Linked DNA regions of Homo sapiens: region 1 is linked to region 2. The links are chromatin loops, found by intact Hi-C in ENCODE. Cell type or tissue: A673. All regions are shown on one strand. Each heading gives the region's core, and the rest is flanking DNA. Links, peaks and the distances in the headings are about the cores only.

What was found. Peaks named below come from ENCODE experiments on the same cell type or tissue, not always from the same donor. Only the 100,000 strongest peaks of a DNase experiment are listed, where the experiment ranks them.
Region 1: it touches region 2 in a loop (5-fold over the local background); 2 of 110 quality-filtered maps call a loop at or near these places.

Annotation. Positions count from the first base shown.
Region 1 is chr3:186,017,369-186,027,780 of GRCh38, reverse strand. No RefSeq gene overlaps it. Among named protein-coding and RNA genes, the nearest start is that of ETV5-AS1, 57 kb to the left of the region's middle. In A673, for the core only: no CTCF peak of the experiment used is centred there; a DNase peak (open chromatin) is centred at 5,850; H3K27ac peaks cover 873 bases.
Region 2 is chr3:186,092,827-186,103,238 of GRCh38, reverse strand. The region is part of intron 5 of ETV5 (ETS variant transcription factor 5); the gene reads left to right. Among named protein-coding and RNA genes, the nearest start is that of ETV5, 11 kb to the left of the region's middle. RefSeq lists an enhancer at 5,140-5,653. In A673, for the core only: a CTCF peak has its summit at 9,567; DNase peaks (open chromatin) are centred at 2,628, 3,848 and 5,338; H3K4me3 peaks cover 1,834 bases; H3K27ac peaks cover 2,553 bases.

The DNA.
Region 1 (10,412 bases), core at 1,093-9,092, 75 kb after region 2:
CGCAGTGGCTCACGCCTGTAGTCCCAGCACTTTGGGAGGCCGAGGCAGGCAGATCACAAGGTCAGGAGATCGAGACCATCGTGGTTAACACGGTGAAACCCATCTCTACTAAAAGTACAAAAAATTAGCCTGGCGCGGTGGCGAGTGCCTGTAGTCCCAGCTACTCGGGAGGCTGAGGCAGGAGAATGGCGTGAACCCGGGAGGCGGAGCTTGCAGTGAGCCAAGATTGCGCCACTGCACTCCAGCCTGGGCGACAGAGCGAGACTCCATCCCAAAAAAAAATAATAATAATAAGTCAATGTCATGAAACACAAAGAAAAAAACTGAGGAACTGTTCCAGATCAAAAATAGCTAAGGAAATGTGACAACTGAAAATAAAGCATGATCCCGAATGCTTCTTTGCTATAAAGAACATTATTGGAACAAATGACAAGTCATAAAGAAGGTCTGTAGACCGGATATTATATTAATGTTAGCTTCCTGATTCTAATCATTGTACTTATGTTTATAGGAAACACATACTGAAGTACTTAGGGATAAAGGTAAAACCTTTTTGCAACAGTCCAGGAAAATATATATATGTATATATTTATATTAAATATAATTTAATTATATTTATATTATATTAATTTATATTATAATTATATTTAATATATTTAATATACATATATTTATATTAAACTATATAGATATAGATAGGGGCCAGGCACAGTGGCTCACACCTGTAATCCCAGCACTTTGGGAGGCCAAGACGGGCAAATCACCTGAGGCCAGGAGTTCGAGACCAGCCTGGCCAACATGGTGAAACCCCGTCTCTACTAAAAATATAAAAATTAGCTGGGCAATGGTGGCAGGTGCCTGTAATCCCAGCTACTCGGGAGGCTGAGGCAGGAGAATCACTTGAATCCAGGAGGTGGAGGTTGCAGTGAGCCAACATTGTGCCACTGCACTCCAGCCTGGGTGACAGAGCGAGACTCTATCTCCACAAAAAAAAAAAAAAAAATGGGGAGAGAGATAGGGAGATAGTTAAAGCAAATATGGTAGAATGTAAATGTTGGGGAAATCTGGGTGAAAGTTATGTGGGAATTCTTTGTACTAGTCTTTCAAATTTCTGTAAGTATGAAATTATGGAAAAATAAAAAATTAAAAAGAAAAAGTAGCACATAATTTTTAAAACATCTGCAATTGTAATGAGGAAAAGAGAGATATATTGGTCAAAGGTTTTTGGTTTTGTTTCTTTAGTGAAAGAAGCTTGAATACCAATGGAACAATCCCCACGGGTAGAGGGGAGAGGGTGAGGAATGACAGGGGGCTGGGGGGAGGCTAGTCCTCAAGAGTGAGAATGAGAACTAGAGTGAGAGAATAGATAGATGAGGAAGTATTTGTGTATCAGTCCCTTTTCACACTGCTAATAAGACATACCAGAGACTGGGTAATTCATAAAGGAAAAAGGTTTAATGGACTCACAGTTCCACATGGCTGGGGAAGCCTCACAATCATGGCAAGAGGCGAAGGAGGAGCAAAGGCGTGTCTTACATGGCAGCAGGCAAAGAGAGCATGTGCAGGGGAATTGCCCTTTATAAAACCATCAGATCTCGTGAGACTGATTCACCATGACGAGAACAGCACAATAAAAACCTGCCCCCATGATTCAATTACCTCCCACCAGGTCCCTCCCACAACACATGGGAATTATGGGAGCTACAGTTCAAGATTAAATTTGGGTGGGGACACTATCAAGCCATATCAATTTGTGACTACGAAAAACAATATATATTCAATGTATAACATTTAGAAAATATAGAAAGGTGTATATAAAAGAACCCAAATCACCTATCATATCAAGACCTAACATGAAAGCTCACTGATAGAGGCATTTTGGGTGCAGGCAGGCCAGAGAGGGAGGCCTGGGGCACAGAGGCGTGGAAGAGACCTCAGAGAGCCTCTGGATGTGCTCCCTCTTTCCATAGATGAGGAAGCTAATGCTTAGAGACATGAAATCATTTTCTTTAGATCACAGAGCTGGTTAAGGGCAGACATTATTTTCTAACTCATGATCCAATATTCTTTCCACTTTACAGGATGTATCACTGAAGTTCCCAGTGGTTGTCAACCAGGGGAAGTACTGCCCCCAAAAGAAATGGCAGATGTGTGGGGGCCTTTTTAATAGCCTTAAGACAAGGGGCTGCAACTGCCATTTAGTGGATGAGGACCAGAGATGTTAAACTTGCAACAGTGATCCAGGAAGTCCTGCACAATGAAGATTATACTATCCGACATAACAACTGCACCTGTGTCAGAAACCTCACAGCAGCTGTGCCTAGAAATCAGGCTTCTAGGGTCACAGTCCAGCCCACCGTAGTGAGCCATAGGACTGGGCAAGTCGCCAACCCATCTTATTCATCTTGAAAATGAGCATTTTATTCCAGATGAGAACTCACATCCTCAGCCTCCGACTTGCCCAGATTCTGTCATCACATTGCAGTTTTCCCCTCAGAGGAGGCCACGGTGGCCACAAGCTGACTCTGCCAATGACACATAGGTACAGGCAGAGTAAATCCACAAACTCTCCACTTTGTAACCTCCTTGGGCTAAGCTAGTTCACAGATTTACCAAGCTAAGCATCTAGCATCTTAGATGATAACTATGCTCTTGTTTGCAAGACTCTTTCTAGTTACAAAGCATTTCCACCTGCATTATTTCATTCAACACTCCCATTAGTCCTATGAAGTAATTACACCTCCAATTTTATAAATAAGAGAAGCTAGACTCAGTACGAATGACCCAGATTACTGGGTCAGTAAGTGAAAGATGGAGCCGGGATGAGGTCCTGTCTTCTGAGGCCAAATGCAGAGCTCTTTCTAGGCTACCTCATTGCCTTTGGGGGAAATGCCAGTCTCAGACCTGCTCCCTTTAGTCCAGACTGGGCAATGATCTCTTCTCTTTTCCATCCTCCTTCCCTCGGGCCATTCTTTTCACTCGGATGAAAACTAACTAAAGAGCAAGCAAGGGGACCTCCAGCTTGCTCTCGGCTTCCTTAGGAAACACTAACAACGGTTTGAAAGAGAGTGAGCTCTCTGTCATTAGGGGCGTTCAAGAAGACATTGGATGACCATCTGGCCAAGATGTGGTAGAGGAGATTCCTGATTATTTTGCAAAAGTAAAAAGATTTCCGAGGACCTTTCCAAATTTGAGAGCAGAGGACTGTGTGCTTAGGGAGACAGCATGTTTCGGAAGCTGACTGGGCAGAGGCCCAAGCTGAGGGAATAGAGACAAGTCTGGAGAAGGAAATAAAGAAAGAGAGAAGAAAAAATCTGAAAGTGATTGTGAAGACGAAAGCAGATTCTTCGCTTCCAAGAAAGAGACTTGGAGCACCAACAGGGATAAGGAGACAAACTGGGTTGATGCCTGGAGAGGAAGTTAGGGGAAATGTCAATGTTTCTCAAATAGCCTTGCCCAGAAAATGTGTCAACAAACACCCAGCCAAACTTCACCGAATACAACTCAGGCAACACAGCCGAGGAGCAGAGGAGGAGCAGTCTCTGGAGACAGAAGCACTTGAATTGAGTTAAAAATACCTTAAATTCACAATCAATCAAAAATGCTAAAGGCCCAGAGAATATATTTGGACTGGACGTCTTCCATTTCCCTGAAAGTAGGTGGTGTGGGATTCTTTTTTGAGCATTATCTGAATCAACATTGGGGCTGGGGAGGACTAGCCTTGTAGTGAGAAATCACCTTTTAGCCAAGGAGTATCCTGAATGCAATTCCAGAGGGAACTCTAGGGACTATTCCTAAAATGGAAACCAGGTCCAGAATGCATCTTTGCAGCCTGGCAGGCTGAAGGGATAAACAGATTCAGGTGAAAAAAAAAGGATTCCTTTTTACAGTATCCTACGGGATGCCTTTTTTTCCTGAAATCCTTTTGAAATCTCCTTCAACTCCTCTTTTCAACCATGGGGTACAAAGACTTTAATAAGTTTCGAAAAAAATGTTTCAAAATAACTCCTTTCTTACACATGTAAAACATTGAGAAAATATAGATGCACCAAGAGAAGGGAATACATATTCTGTTTCTCTACTACCCAAAAATAAGCATTTTGCTATGTCTACCACATTTAAAATTGTTTTAATTTTTGGTTTTGGCATGGTTCAAAATCAAAGTGGCATTAAAAAGATATTCCTTGAGAAGTATTGCCCCTCCCCTTCCCCCTCCATCATGTTTCCCACCCACTTCCACCTTCTCAGGTAAACTCTGATTGTTTTTACATCCTTCTAATGTTGTCTAATGCAAATACAAGTACAAACATAAATTCTTATTTTACCCCTGTCTTACTACAAAAGGTAGCATATCACATACATTGCATTCAGCTTTTTGACTTGACAATATATTCTATTGCTTTTTATTTTCCATGTTTATGCAAACATTAGTTTTTACTGAAATGGGATGATACTTCTGTAACTTGCTTTTTTTTTTACTTAAAAATTGTTTGTGGACCTCTTTGCATATTTTCAAATATTCTTCCACAGTATCATCTTCAAAAGCTGCAATGTCTGGAAAAAGCCCTGGAATATCGCTGTGGCTGTTTTCTGCCTCCCCCAGGATAATCTCACTTGGAGTTGAGAGGTCTGTGGATGACTTCCAGCTCAGCCAGTTACCAGATGTGAGAATTTAGGCAAGGCCGAATTTAGGCTCTGAGCCTCAGTTCCCAATACTAACACTTCTCACTCATAGTAATGCCAGATTTGCCTCTAACCCAGGGCAGTAGTGAGAATTAAACGAGACAATGGTCAGGAAACCATCACTTAGGAACCAAACACTTTCAGTAAACACTTTTTCTCAAAACTTTTAGTTTTCTAAAAGCATTTTTCTTATTACACATTTAATGTATATGCATTATAGAAAAATTAGAAAAAGTAGTAAACCAAAAATAGAAAATCAAAATAATCCATAAATTTGCAAAAAATCCTTTCAGATAGTTCATATATATACATATACATGTGTGTATATATATATATATATATATATCTGTGTGTGTGTATATATCTACATACACAATATATAATTTACAAAACTTGTTCATATTGTACCTTTTGGTTTTGTAACCTTTTACTCCCACTCAACAATATATTTAAATACTCTTCCATATTCATAAATATAATATTTATTGTTATTGGCTACATCAAATTCTGTTGTATTCGTGAACATACCATGCTTTTTCTAACCAACCTGAAAATGTAAGTTCTTTTGAGGTTTTTATTGTGTATAATGTTATGCTGCACGTCTTTATAGTCAAATATTCGCATACATTGAAGAAGTCAATTTAGAATGCATGTTGCATGTTTTCTTTTTTTCACTCAACAAACGCTGTGGAGCACCTACTATTCTCCATGAGCTGTCTGGGTGCTAGAGTTACGAAGATGAGTCTGGTACAGGAACTGTTAATCTAGGAAAGAATACCAAATCGTTATTACATTTTGGGTTCGCTGACCTCTCTAGGGTTCCTGATGTGCCTGGCGGGACTTTTCACAACCCTAAGCTGTATTCATAGAGCCTGACTTCATTTCCCAACTTGAAGTGACCCTTTCTCTGCCTGGCAAACTTCTACTCATTTGTCAAGACCCAATGCAAATATCTCCTGCTCTATGGCACTTTCCCTGATACCCCAAAAGAGAATAAGACTCTCCTAGAGAATTATACGGCCCCAGAGTACCTGTTACATTCCATTTGTAATTATCCATATACTTTCCTATCTTATCTCTTCCCCTGCACTTTAAGTTTCTAGGAGTTGGTTCCTAGCTTCCTAGTTTCCTGTCTTGCTTATTATCTCCAGCCGTGCCCAGCGAGATGCCTAACACATAGCAGATGTTCTCGCTGAACACTTATTGAGTGAATCACCAGTACCACATGGTTAGTAAAATAATAAATACAACAACTGAAGTTACATTATTGGCAAAGAAGGGCTGTTAACAAAGACCTGTGGTCAGCAGCCAGCTTAAGGGATGGCTCAGCTGTCCTGGCCTATGGGCTGGGTCAGCTTTTTTTCCATGTCCCAATTTTGTCACTCTCTCTCTTGACCATGACTGTTGAAGGCTGGCGACTGTTGAAGGCCTTCATTCCTTGGTGCCTTGGTTCACTTTTAGGCAGCCAAGGGGCAGCAGAGGCTCAGCAGGGAAATATCTACGGCCTAAAACTTTTATACAGTTATAAAAGTTATACAGTTTATACAGTTATACAGTTATAACTGTATAAAAGTTTTAGGCCTCTTGCAACAAACATCCAAGTCATAAGTACAAAGGAAAGGTCTCTTTTATTTATTTATTTATTTATTTATTTATTTATTTATTATTTTTGTGTTTGTATGTGATGGAGTCACTCTATTGCCCAGGCAGTGCAGTGGTGCGATCTCGGCTCACCGCAACCTCCGCCTCCCAAGTTCAAGCGATTCTCCTGCCTCAGCCTCCTGAGTAGCTGGGATTACAGGTGCTTGCCACAATGTCCAACTAATTTTTTATATGTTTAGTAGAGATGGGGTTTCACCATATTGGCCAGGCTGGTCTCGAACTCCTGACCTCAGGTGAGCCACCTGCCTTGACCTCCCAAAATGCTGGGATTACAGGCATGAACCACTGAGCCTGGCCAGAAAGGTCTCTTTTAAAGGAACATATATATGGCCGGGTGCGGTGTCTCATGCCTGTAATCCCAGCACTTTGAGAGGCCAAGGCAAGCAGATCACCTGAGGTCAAGAGTTCGAGACCAGCCTGGCCAACATGGTGAAACCCCATCTCTACTAAAAATACAAAAAATTAGCCAGGCGTGGTGGCGGGCAACTGTAATCCCAGCTACTCGAGAGGCTGAGGCAGGAGAATCACTTGAACCCTGGAGACGGAGGTTGCGATAAGCAGAGATTGCGCCACTGCACTCCAGCCTGGGCAACAAGAGCGAGACTCTATCTCAAAAATAAACAAATGAAAATATATATAAAATCATGAATACCAAATTTGGTATTAAAATGTTTATTTCGGCCGGGTGCAGTGGCTCATGCCTGTAATCCCAACACTTTGGGAGGCTGAGGCAGGCAGATCACGAGGTCAGGAGTTCGAGACCAGCCTGGCCAGCATGGTGAAATCCAATATCTACTAAAAATACAGAAATTAGCTGGGCATGGTGGCACGTGCCTGTAATCCTAGCTACTCAGGAGGCTGAGGCAGAAGAATCGCTTGAACCAGGAGGCGGAGGTTGCAGTGAGCTGAGATCATGCCACTGCACTCCATCCTGGCAACAGAGAGAGACACCATCTCAAAAAAAAAAAAAAATTTACTTCAACCAAGAAATCAAAACAACTTACAAATCTTTAAAGCTGGACCATATCACAAGACCCTATCTGACACACCATTCTAATATTTTTTTAATTTTTCAGCTATTCTGAGGGAAAAAATACAACATTAATCTGAAATTAAGGAGTACAAAAGAACAACACAAATAAATGGCTACAATCTGGGGCAGGAAATAAACACGAGACTGTAGCATCTTGTAGTGCCAGAAAGTAAGGAAATGCTAAAAAATAAATAAATTTTTAAAAATTGGTGGTCATATTTCAAAGGAATAAGAACTAGGTGAAAGAACTCCCAATGGCCAAAGCTGGAACAACTTAAGCAGCAAAATTAACAAGTACAGGAATATCTCATCGTATTGTGCCTCACTTTATTTTTTTTAACTTTTAAGTTCAGGGGTACATGTGCAGGATGTGCAGGTTTGTTACATAGTTAAATGTGTGTCACGGGGGTTTGTAGTACCTATTACTTCATCATCCAGGTAATAAGCCTAGTACCCACTAGTTATTTTTCCTGATCCTCTCCCTCCTCCCACCTTTCGCACACCAGTGGGCCCAGTGTGTGTTGTTCCCCTCTATGTGTCCCTGTGTTTTATCATTTAGCTGCCACCTATAAATGAGAACATGCAGTATTTGCTTTTCTGTTCCACATTAGTTTGCTAAGGATAATGGCCTCCAGCTCCATCCATGTGCCTACAAAGGACATGATCTCATTCTTTTTATGGATGTGTAGTATTCCATGGTGTATATGTACCACATTTTCTTTATCCAGTCTATCGTTGATGGGCATTTTGATTGATTCTGTGTCTTTGCTATTGTGAATAGTGCTGCAATGAAAATATGTGTGCATGTGTCTTTATGGTAGAACGATTTATATTCCTTTGGGTATTTACCCAGTAATGAAATTGCTGGGTGGAATGTACTTCTGTCTCTAGTCTTTGAGGAATTGCCACACTGTCTTCCACTGTGGTTTAATTTACACTCCTACCAACAGTGTAAAACTGTTTCTTTTTCTCCACAACCTCACCAGCATCTTTTTTTTTTTTTTACTTTTTAATAATAGCTATTCTGGCTGGTATGAGACAGTATCTCATTGTGGTTTTAATTTGCATTTCTCTAATGATCAGTGATGTTGAGTTTTTTCTCAGATGTTTGTTGGGCGCACATATGTCTTCTTCTGAGAAGTGTCTGTTCATGTTCTCTGCCCACTTTTTAATGGGGTTGTTTTTTTCTTACAAATTTGTTTAACTTCTTTATAGATGGTGGATTTTAGACCTTTGTCAGATGCATAGTTTGCAAAACTTTTCTTCCATTCTGTAGGTTGTCTGTTTACTCTGTTGCTAGTTTCTTGCGCTGCGCAGAAGCTCTTTAGTTATTTAGATCCCATTTGTCAATTTTTGCTTTTGTTGCAGTTGCTTTTGGCACCTTTCTCATGAAATCTTCGCCGGTGCCTAGCACCTAAATGGTATGGTGTTGCCTAGGTTTTCTTCTAGGGTTTTATAGTTTTGGGTTTTATATTTAAGTCTTTAAATCATCTTGAATTGATTTTTGTATATGGTGTAAGGAATGGATCCAGTTTCAATTTTATGCATATGGGTAGCTAGTTATCCCATGTGCTTCACTTTATGGCGCTTCACAGACATTGTGTGTGTGTGTGTGTGTTGTTTTTTGTTTTGTTTTGTTTTTTACAAATTGAAGGTTGTGACAAACCTGCATCAAACAAGTCTATTGGTGCCATTTTTCTAATAACATTTGCTTACTTTGTGTCTCTGTGTTGCACTTCAGTGATTCTCACAATATTTTAATACTCAATTCTTTTTCATTATTTTTATATCTATTACAGTCTTCTGTGATCAGTGATTTTTTTTAGATGGAGTCTCACTCTGTTGCCCAGGCTGGAGTGCAATGGTACAATCTCTGCTCACTGCAACATCTGCCTCCTAGGTTCAAGCGATTCTCCTGCCTCAGCCCCCCCAGTAGCTGAGACTACAGGTGCCCACCACTACACCTGGCTATTTTTGTATTTTTAGTAGAGACGGGGTTTCACCATGTTGATCAGGCTGGTCTTGAGCTCCTGACCTCAGGTGATCCACCCGCCTCAGCCTCCCAAAGTGCCGGGATTACAGGCTTGAGCCACCGTGCCCGGCCATGTGATCAGTGATTTTTGATGCTACTATTGTAATTGTTTTGGGGCATCATAGGGCAAATTTAATCAATAAATGTGTGCGTTCTTACTGCTCCACCAGCTTGTTGTTCCCTGTCTCTCTCTCTCTCTCTCTCCTCCTTATTCCCTAAGACACAATATTGAAATTAAGCTGATTAAAAACCCTACGATGGCCTCTGAGTGTTGAAATGAAAGGAAGAGTCGCACATCTCTCACTTTAAATCGAAAGCTAGAAATAAGTAAATTTAGAGAGGAAGGCATATTGAAAGGCAAGATAGGCCAAAAGCTCTTGCACCAAACAGTTAGCCAAGTCATAAACGCAAAGGAAAAGTTCTTGAAGGAAATTAAAAGTGCTCCTCCAGAGAACACATGAATAGTAAGAAAGCAAAACAGCCTGTTTGCTGATATGGACAAAGTTTGAATGGTCTGGTTAGAAGATCAAAACCAGTCACAACATTCCCTTAAGCCAAAGTCTAATCCAGAGCAACTGGATTAACTCTCTTCAGTTCTATGAAGGCTAAGAGAGGTGAGGAAGCTGCAAAAGAAAATTTGGATGCCGGCAGAGGTTGGTTCATAAGGTTTAAGGAAAGAAGCCATCTCTATAACATACAAGCGCAAGGCAAAGCAGTAAGTGCTGATGGAGAAGCTGCAGCAAGTTATCCAGAAGATCTAGCTAAGATTGTTGGTGAAGGTGGCTACACTAAACAACAGAATTTCTTTTTTTTTTCGAAATGGAGTCTCGCTCTATTGCCCAGGCTGGATCTGGCATCTATCCAGGCTGGATCTGGCATCTATCGCCCAGGCAGTGGCATGATCTCTGCTCACTACAACCTCCCCATGCCGGGCTCAAGAGATTCTCCTGCCTTAGCCTCCCAAGTAGCTGGGACTATAAGTGCCTGCCACCATGCTCGGCT
Region 2 (10,412 bases), core at 1,706-9,705:
TTAAAATTCCATACCTCAAGTGGAGGTAATTTGGGAGATGTTTCTGCTTACCAAGTATGATGTTTTTTTTACTTTGCTTACTTTTTGTTTTAACTGCCTAAGGTTGAGCCTTTCTGTCTTTTAAGGATAAAAGAGATGGTTGACTAGCCTAGAAAAGGTCTTCTAATGATTCTTTCCCTCTGACTTTATTTCTTGAGGTAGAGCTTCAAGAAGGGATAGATTCAAATAGAATAACTTGCTTAAGAAGCAAGGCAAGAACACAAATGTGGGTGGTGCATCTTTGAGCCATTCATTCTTGCAAAAGCAAGTTTGTTTGCCTGCAGTTCAGACCAACAGCCAGAAGCATGAGGAGGAGCTGGCAGAGCCCACAGCCGGCTGCATGCACTTACTTTTCCATGAGCGCTTTCCACAGCCTCGAGTTCAGGACCAGCTTCACTCCAGTCATTTTCTGGAAGAGCTCGTGATTTTTTTCAGGGGAGGGAAGAAAACTCATTCAAATTTAATGAAACCTTATGAGTTGGTTTGACTCACTTAACCAATGAATATAAGCCAAACTTAGATTTGCCAGGGGAAAGCAAACCTTTTTTTTTTTTTTTTTTTTTGGAGAGAGAGTTTTGCTCGTCACCCAGGCCAGAGTGCAATGGCGCAATCTCGGCCCACTTACTGGGATGTCCACGTCCCAGGTTCGAGCAATTCTCCTGCCTAAGCCTCCCGAGTAGCTGGGATTACAGGCACCTGCCACCATGCCTGGCTAATTTTTGTATTTTTAGTAGAGACGGGGCTTCACCATGTTTGCCAGGCTGGTCTTGAACTCCTGACCTCAGGTGATCCGCCCACCTTAGCCTCCCAGAGTGCTGGAATTACAGGCGTGAGCCACTGTGCCCGGCCTGTAACAAATATTCTTACCAGTGGCCACTGGTAATACACTTTCCTATTAATAATGATTTGATAATTTTCCATTGTATATGTGTAAATTTATTGTATACATGAAAGAAAGAGAAATACTAAGAAATGTAGGTAATATTTTTATTTTGGAATGTCAGTTTTAAAGATTATGGCTTTTTTTTTTCTCTAAACACTAAAAGTTCAACTTCTAAAGAGATTATATTTTGTAAGTTTCTTAGAATTGGGTTTCCTGCCCATAGGGATACATCCTTAAGTCTGATTTGAGTGAATGAAACCATTGCTTTTATATCTTATAGAAATGCCCAGCTTACTTCTAGCTGTACAGATTTCACCTCTACCTCACACATATAGATATCAGTAAAGCATGGAGACTCTGAAAGGTCAAATTCAAGGGAATAGAAATCTATAGATCATAGGGATTCTACCAGTGGACCTCATTGTCCCTTGGTCCTAAGAAGTAACTCTGAAGATCTCAGATTGCTTGAGTTGGATGTCCTTTGTAGAGACAAGCTTGCCCAGCCCCCTCCTTTCACAGCTATTCCCAAATAGCTGAAGAGACTGACCAGTAGTGGGGGCAGATGGGAAGGTTTAGGTGAAGTAAGAGGAAGATGTATAAAATAATATTCTTAAAGAAGCTCTCACAAAGCTGCAGAGCCAGGGAGTAGTGGCATATTCAAGTGTATTCAGGGTCTCCATTATTTCAGATACCTGGAGATGGTGTTCAGGAAAGCATCTGGGAGGCCTCTGGCTGTCCAATTCAGCACTCACTTCTCTTCCTTCTATGATCCTGAGAAAGTTACTCAATACCTTCATGCTTTGAGTTTTTCCATCTAGGATTTGGAAGACAGAGAGTAATTATAAAAGAAAAAAATTATAAAAAACTGACATATTTAGGCTCACACCTGTAACCTCAGTGCTTTAGGAGGCCAAGTCGGGAGGATCTCTTGAGCCTAGGAGTTCGAGGTTACAGTTGAAGCGAGTAGTGATCACACCACTGTACCCCAGCCTAGGTACCAGAGCAAGACCCTATCTCTAAAAAACGAAAACAAAAGAAAACTGCCATGTTTCCTAGAAGACACCTTTCGTGTGTATACAGATAAAACTGTGTACATATTTCCTATATATGAAAAAGTGTTTGTGCATGTGTATATATCTATGTAACTGTGTATGTAGCTAAATGTGTACCTTAACACATAGAGCGGCTAAACCAGGGAATCTGGGTCAGTGCATAGATGTATGTACATATTTACTACACATTTTCATAGAACTAACTATGCCATGGATAAGATTGGAACTCAAGAGTGTTTCAAAGTCGGGGTAAGGTGATGTGTTCCATTCATTTTTCTGAACTGACTGGGTACTTAAAGAGTGTGTTACTAGATTTTAGCATATATAAATAGCAGTTTTTTAAATATACATTTTGGGTCTGATTTTTAATCTCACTTATTAATTTCAGTTATGATATTATAAATATATACCTGTTAGCATCTTGAATAACTAAGATATTTTATGCTGAGTAGAGAGCATGATAAAAATCTTATTTCAAAGTCATGGCCTCCATACCAAATACAGCCTAGAGAATTGTTTTAAGATCCAAATGACCCCATTTTCCCCTTGAAGTGTTCTTTTTAGATCTGTGTTTCAAAGAGAATGGAACAACTGGAGGAAGTACAAGTAATTTCCTAAGGACCAGCTAATTAACTGATAAAATCGACTTTTCATAAATACATTGCAATAGACGGCTGGGGAAATAGGATTAACTGTTATGACAGCCCTTGAGCCTAAAACACATTGATCTTAATCCTGTTTCACGATGAGATTATTCAGCTGGATTTCTTTATTAATGTGTGAGTTTAGTACAGTAGAGGCAGTGCCTTTCCTTTGGAGAGGGTACATCATTTTGGTCTTTGGTCCTAGGTGTGGTGTAGCAAAACACCACGTTTTCTTGCTTGGGCCACCTCTATTCAAAAGGATCATCCTAAAGTCTTTTTGTTTGGCAAGGTAAGAAAGAAAACAGTGGGCACTTTAAAAATAAGAGGTTTGAGGGAAAACAAGGCCATTGGTTTATACTTTTCAGGAATCAGTAGTTCTGAAGGTAGAAAAGAATGCTGATGAAAGCGTGAGGAAAACATGGAGGAGAGATTCTTTGACTCCAGGTTTTACAGTGTTACTTTCAAAGTGTTTGTTAGTTAGCCCAGTACCTTACTGCTGGGAGGGTGCTAAATGATTTGAAATCCTTCCTGTTTTGATAGCCTCAAAGATTCTTAGACTCAGTATTCTGAAGGACCCAAGACCTACAGTACGCATTTACTTAAAGGAGCCATCTGTTTTACAAAATCTGCTTTCGTCTACCTTTAATTCAGTTAGGCTTATTTAAAACTGAATTTTTCTCTTACCCTTCTGTGTCTCTGCGCTGTTAGTCATCTAACAAAACCCAGTAGGCTTACCAGTCCTTTGTATTTGGTGAGAAAGATTTGGGACGGGGAGTTACATCTGTGTCAAGATCACTTGTGTAGGTGCCAGAAGTAACAAAATCCTGGCATCCATGAAGAAATTACCATTTATCCCCTCCTCTTTCAGCATTCTTCAGTTTTACAGGAGTAAGGCATGGGTAGCATAATGAAGCCGAAAATGTGTACTGTCTCCCATTTCTACCATCTAGTAGTATCATTGTTTTAATTTCAGCCCTAGAAAAAAATGTTTCTTGGTGGTGGGGTGGGGTGTGTGATTCTCTGCCGAGAAACTGTTCCCTCCACACATTTCTTGGGTTTTAGTGGTGGTAAAGTACATCCAGCCTCAGAGGCTGACAGCCCCCTCTCGGGCATACGGCTGCCCTTGAGGCAGCTTGGGCCCCATCTGTGCCCTGGCACACAGTGCTTCTCCACTTGGAATCCAAGGAGCTCAGAGGCTTGTCATGTTGCAGCTCCCAGCTCTTGGACAAGTGCCAGGCATGCTGATGCCATTACCGGATTAGGTTGCTTTTTTAAAAATTCATTTTGTGAACTCATCAAGCTCATTTAACAGAGGCTTTGGTCGTCAGTTTCTATCATTGTCCTATCCCTCTAGGCTTGGCTTAAAGGAGTGGCAAGATACCAGGCCCCTAGTATGTGCCGGCACTAGTTAGAGTGTGTATGTATAAATTATAACCATAATGTAAGTACACCTTTGGGCCTGGCAGGCAAATGACAGTGGGTTAGCAACTCAGATGTTAAAGGGAAAAGAATTCCCCGTAAGAGGACTCTGCATAGAAAATAAAGGGGGCTCCCTTGTTTAAAAAGAAAGAAGCATCTAGGGGAAAATTGAAGCAGAGAGTGCAAGATTCCAGGGAGCAGGATAAGATCTAGTTATTAAAAGGCCAGGAGTTTGAGGCTGATCTGAACAGCCGAGGCATGGAATGGGGATTCTGTGGTCAGAAGGACTTCAGAGAAATGCTTCCAGTGGCACTGAGTTCGCTGGAGGGGACATGAGGGCAGGCAGTGAGAAGAAGCATACATAAGACATTTGAAAATAGCCAAATATGTGATGAAAAAAAGGAAACAACCATGAGCTAAAATTTATCTCCTGGATTTGCTTTTCATAAAGAAGTATGCTTTTCCTTGAAATAAAGTCTGGTTGTCAGACGGGCTCCATCCGCTTTCCCTCAGGGTGATTATTGAAGGTTTGGAAAAAATATCTAAGAAGCAAAGCCAGTTTTTTTTGCCTTGTACTTTGCAAAGTCTCGGCGTAGATTTCACCCTCCAACCTTAGATCTCCACATTCTTCCCTTTTGATGTCTCATGAGCATTCAGGAGGGTATTCTGAACTCTTCAGGCTGGATCCAAAGCCAAAAAAGGAACTGTGAAATTGTCTTAATAGGTAGCTTGTCCCCTCCTCTGCAGCCAGAAAATCTGGTAGTGTCTCCAGAGCCCTCCTCCCCTGGGGAGGAAGCCAGGTGGCTCCCGATGTAGCTACCAGCAGTGAATGGGAAGGAAGGTCTGGAGAGGCAGGCTTCCAGAGAGAGTTGTGCCCTAATGCAAACCAGCTCACCCTGGGGCAGGAGAAATACCACTGAAGTCTGTTTCTCTCCGCTGGTAGCTACAGCCAGATTCTGAACCGAGGGGCACATGATAGTTTTTCTTTTGCCTTTCCCGTTTTGCCAGAGGGCACTTTCTGACCTTACTTCTAGCGGACTTTTGCACAGCCTTGCAGATTTCCACAAGGGTCTTGGCCATTTGAATCCTAGGAAGGGTGCACAGCAGGCAAGATCCCCTGCCGTGTCTGAATTTCTTACGTAAACACAGCGTACTGAGCGAGCAAGCGTCCCTGCGGCGACAGCTGGGCGCTGAGCACTATTAGGTCTGCCCCAGCTAGCAGAGCTGCAGATTCCCCCTCTTGCCTGAATGGAGCATTCCAAATTGGTTGTGAATGGAGGGCGGGGCTCACTTGCAGACTTTTTCAATGAATAACCAGACCCCATTGTGCAGCCCGTGGAAAAACAACCAACTCAAACAACACTGGGACTGTTAGAAATATGCTTGTGATTGGCAGCTTGGAGAGCCTCCAAAATTAGTTTCCTTTGGCTTCCCTGCTGCTCCCTGTTCTCCAAGCCTGGGCTTAATGGGGTTTGAGTTTTCTTTTAAGTGCTCACTTTAACCCTTAAACTGCCGGGCTGATGGCCTGGGATTCTGGGGAAGAGCTGCCGCTGACCCACAAAGCCAGTGAAGCCCATTCCCCTTTCTTTGTCTCTCATTTTAGACTGTAGCTGTCTAAAGGGCGTGATAATAAGAGGAGAGGGTGGTTTAGCTTCCCCTGGAGAGGGAGGTGTTGAGACTTGATCTGAGGCTGTTAAACCCTTTTATCTCCTTCCCGTGGGGTTGTGGCTTTAGCTCCCCATTGAGGATTCCTGCCTGCTCTTCTCTGACCTCCCCTCTACTCCAGGCCTGAATAGCCCAGGTGTTTACCTGCCACGACACAGACACTTCTTGCTTAGGCTTACAATTTTAACACAGGGGGAGACAAAGTTGTAGTTTTTCTACTCCTTTGCCTTCACTCCTGTTTAATTTTCCACTGTGGTCAGATAAGTATTTTTTAAACGACCGTACTCAAACTTCTGGTACTGAGCAATGGGGGAACCTCACTATGGCTGTAAACCCTTCCACTGGACACTAATCAAATGCATTGCCTCCCAAAATGAACATCCTTGGAAGTACCAGAAAAACCCAGCCTCTGAGCAACCCCCAAACCAAAGTAGCCTCATCATGCCAAAACTAGGCCAGGTTTTAAGGGTGCACGTGCCTCAAAATAGCATCCAGCCTTGATTGATTGATTGATTAATTGGCCAAGCGGGTGTGCTGGGGGTGGTCTTGCTGTGTTGCCCAGGCTGGTCTGAAACTCATGGCCTCAAGCAGTCCTCCCACATAGCTGGCATTACAGGTTCGAGCCACCACACCTAGCTGCTTCCACACTTAAACATCCTCCAACATCTTACCTGGTAGCTCACCGGCAGCTCACAGACACACGTCCAGTGTTCTCTGTGGGATAGCCCAGGGATGTATGATGAGCATAAAAAGGACAATCAGTTAAAAGGCAAAACAAAACTTAATAGTAATGATCCAGAGCAACTTCCTCAGGATTTTAAAGAGCTCTTCTTAGTTCCTACTCTTCATCCTCACAAACTTAATAAGGCAGTTTGCACTTGTGTTTTGCCTCAAGGATTTTTTTTTCCCTTGCTGTAAGTTGGCCTTGCAAGCATGCCTTCCCTTCCCTATTAAAAAAAGAACAGGCCTGGGCAGATTGTCCTTTTGTGAGAGAGTTTGAAACCTCTCAGGAGGTAACCCTAGATATCAGCTGTGTAGGAGGTTGCTGATATCTGTGTTTCTCCAGAGGGGCTGAAAAGGACTTCGCTTACATAAACACTTTCAGCTGAGTGCCTGGAAATGCTTTGTAATGGCCTGCAAGAGCACTTAATGAGGGTCTTTTATACTTTTCCCATAGAAAAGGTAGAATAGAAGAGGGGGGGATGTCTCTTTCACATGGTCACCCACAGTAAAGGCCGGATCCTGGAGCCTACCCCTAGTTTCCTCATCTGAATTTTAATAGAGAATAATTGAGGGGGGATAACTTTGCTGTGCTGAGGGATATCTCGACTCAGAAAATTTCTGCTTCTCCTCAACTCCCTCTTCATTTTTTTTCTTCCCCAGCAGCCATGGAATTTTATTTCTTGCGGAAGAAGGTGGAAACAGCATAGGGTTTTGGGAGGTATTTAGTATTTTGACAACTAATAATCATAGTCCCTGCTTCCCCATTTTTATGCCTATTGAAACAGGAAACAAATCACATTTCTTAGGCTCCAAGTGTCTGCAGAAGCAGAGGAGCCCTGTCACGTGTTTATGTCCCGCCTCGGCCACAGCGCCTGCTCTGCGCACTGTGGACACCTGGTGCATACAGCCCGCACACCACCGCATTCCCTACCACATGCCCTTCCCATCCCAGCTGCCCCAGCCTCCAGCTGGTGGGGAAGTAACACTGTAAAGGGTCTCAAACCCAGAGTTCTGAGTCCTTGGGATGACCTTCTAGATAAAGAGAACAAAAGCTAGTTAGGGCTATTTCTCATTTTCTGTTTCCTCTTTTAAACACATACACTAGCCAAGTGTTGCTAGGCTGCATTTAGACTTTGAGCAGCTAATGCTATGTTTCCCAGTAAGACTGCATGTGCTAGAGAGCAAGTCACAGTTTAGGCACCCTTGACGTACTTGCTGAGTTTCTGCTTTTAGGAGAAGTGGGGCTATAGATAGAAGGGAATGGTTCTGGGGGAAGAAACTCATTTCCCTAGGGTTTGGATTTTCTCCTGTCAGATTTTAAGGATGAATTTTCAATCTGAAATTAAAGATAAGATTTTCCACAGTGCTTAAATCCTATTTCAAGTACTGTTAACATTTCACTTTAGTGCCAGTGTGGATGAGAATTATGTAAGTTGGGAGTAAATTATAGAAGGGTTGTTAAAGCTTAAGGTTTAGTTTTGCAATTTTTTTTCCTTTCAGGAAAAATGTCCTGTTTCCCCTTATCCTGATTGCGTGATCCAGTGTGAGCAGCCCTTCATGATAAAATCCACTGTGGTTGATGTAAGGTCACAGTAGAGGAAGCCGCCCTGTCATCTCTAATGAGTTGGGAGAACAAGGGTTTCCTTAGACCTCTTTCTCAATCTTGAAAATAAAACCAATAGTTGTCTATCATATTTCTACAGGTTGAGTATTAAAATTCTTTGAAGAGCTAAGCTGCCCAAGGAAAGTAGTAAAACACTGATTCAAATAATGCTCAGAATCCTCCTTTGGTGTAATCCTGCCAGTCCCTCACATTTGTATGCTGCTGGTCTCTTAAGCATGAAAGTAACCAACATGCCAGCTCTGTGGCTGTAGGTCTAAAAGAAGCCTATGGTAGTCGAAAGGGGGCGGTGCATTAGAAGTCAGAAGAACCTCTTGTTTTTATCTTGACTCTCCTGGAGTCAGTTCCGTACTCACAAGCATGTTACTTGACTGTTAAATGCTTTGGTTTCTCCACATCCCACAAGTTCTGAGATGCGACACTCTTATGCAATTAGAAATATTCATCCTGTATAAAATATTTTTAATGGAAGAGCCCCGTATGTGCTAATACTTGAGCCCTACTTCAATCGAAGTTGGTCTAATTCTTTTCTCGTCTCCTGACCTTTAATTTCTAACGCTGAAATTCAAGGCATCTAGGTTTCCATTTTTGGCGTTCTAAAGTAACAATCCTAAATTGTTAGGCTAAATGAGTCCTTTGAAGAAAGGGAACTGTACAAATCCAAGCTGTTTCAAGAAAAATGCTGAAGTGTAGAAAGAATATGAACTTAAAGGAAGTAAATCTGAAACTAGTTCATCTGGGTCAAAAAAAATCACTCTACTACCATTGGCATTCAGTTTTCTTCCTTATTTGATAACAGAGGTTTTCTGTTTGGAAATTACTGTCTGCAAGAGGCAATTTTGTCCCGAGAATAAGATGCAGCTATTCAGTGATAGATAATCGTTCTTACCCACAGGTCACCATCTATGAATCAGGACATTGCTGATTTAGTACTTTACACCCGTGGACGGAAGGCTCTCCTCCCATCCGTGACCACTTCTTTTGGGAGGAGGAGCAGTGACGAAGCATTAATACAAAGAATTTCTTTCCTTGTATTTTAGCCAGAGTTAGAATAGAAATCTTTACAAATCACCCATATCATTCGCTGATAGAAGTGAAGAAAGGACAAGACCAGTATCCCAAAAGCCAGCCCTCCTAGTTGATGACCAAAGGCATGCCTTGCCAACTTCTCTACCCTTGCAAACTTGCTAGTGCCCCATAGGTCACCTTTGATGACTCTTTTACTCCAAAGGCCCGCAACAGGTCCATTGCCTTGAGCTCTTCCCTGGGCCTTCTCAGCCTTTGGAGAGTGGGAGCAGCTTTCAGCCTCATGCAGCAGAAAAGGTAGACAGTGTTCAGGACCACATTTGCTCTTCCTAGCCAAAGCTATTGCCCCACCCCATCTTTCCCCCTGTCTGTCCTTGAGGACCTGGGTATCATCTTAGACTTGATCACATTTCTTCTCTCTGGAAGGAGTAAAGAGGTAGGGCAAGTCTTGAGCTCCCCCCGGAGTTTGGAGTGCCCCCCACACTTGGGCCGGTCAACCTGAGTTGTACTGTCCAACCTGTGGGTTACAATTACATGTTAGACAGTAACCTCCCAAGCCGACTTCCATGGGCAGAATTTAGTTTTTGTCTTCTAACCAATTGTATTTCATCTGGGTATTTGATTGCCAGATACCCTGTGCTGGTTCTGCTCTCTGGCTGCTACCATTGCTGTAAGCGGCCATGTGAAATGGGGGATGGGAAGGAGGCAATTGTTTGCTGAATGTTGCAATCCTTGAGCCATGCTTAGCAGAAGGAAACCTTTAAACCACCTCCCCTTCCCCAGGTTATATGAAGCCACTAGATAATATAAACCTTATAGTTCAAATAATGAGATTTTTAACAGTGTGAGAATGCTCCCAACTAAGGCCCTTTTCTGTAAAGTGTAACCTCCTTGTCTAGTCATTCCCCCTTCCCACAAAGAAATTAAAATTCCTTTGTAAGTATAAAATCACCATTTTCATCTTTCCCTGCTTTTACCCCTAGCCAGACGGGCTTTGTTCTGGGGTCTGCTAGAAGCTACAACCTGGGGGTCCCCTAAGCTGGAATTGCTGATATGCTGGATTTCTCCATTGTTGAATCTATCCTGTATCTCATATAGCCCACATTCCAGGGAGCAGTAAGGGCATAAAATATCATAACACTGGTCTTATACAAACACTTGACTCTCCAGAACTCTGCAAGGTCTTGTCTTCAAAGCACCAGTTCTATATACAGCCAGCATTTCCCCCAGAGAAAGCAATGTTCTACAAGCCCAGTACATGATATGTGTCACAACCTAGACCCATGTTGCTATCGTCAGCTCGAGTGCATAGCAGAGACTTAGGGTTATCTGAGGTAAAC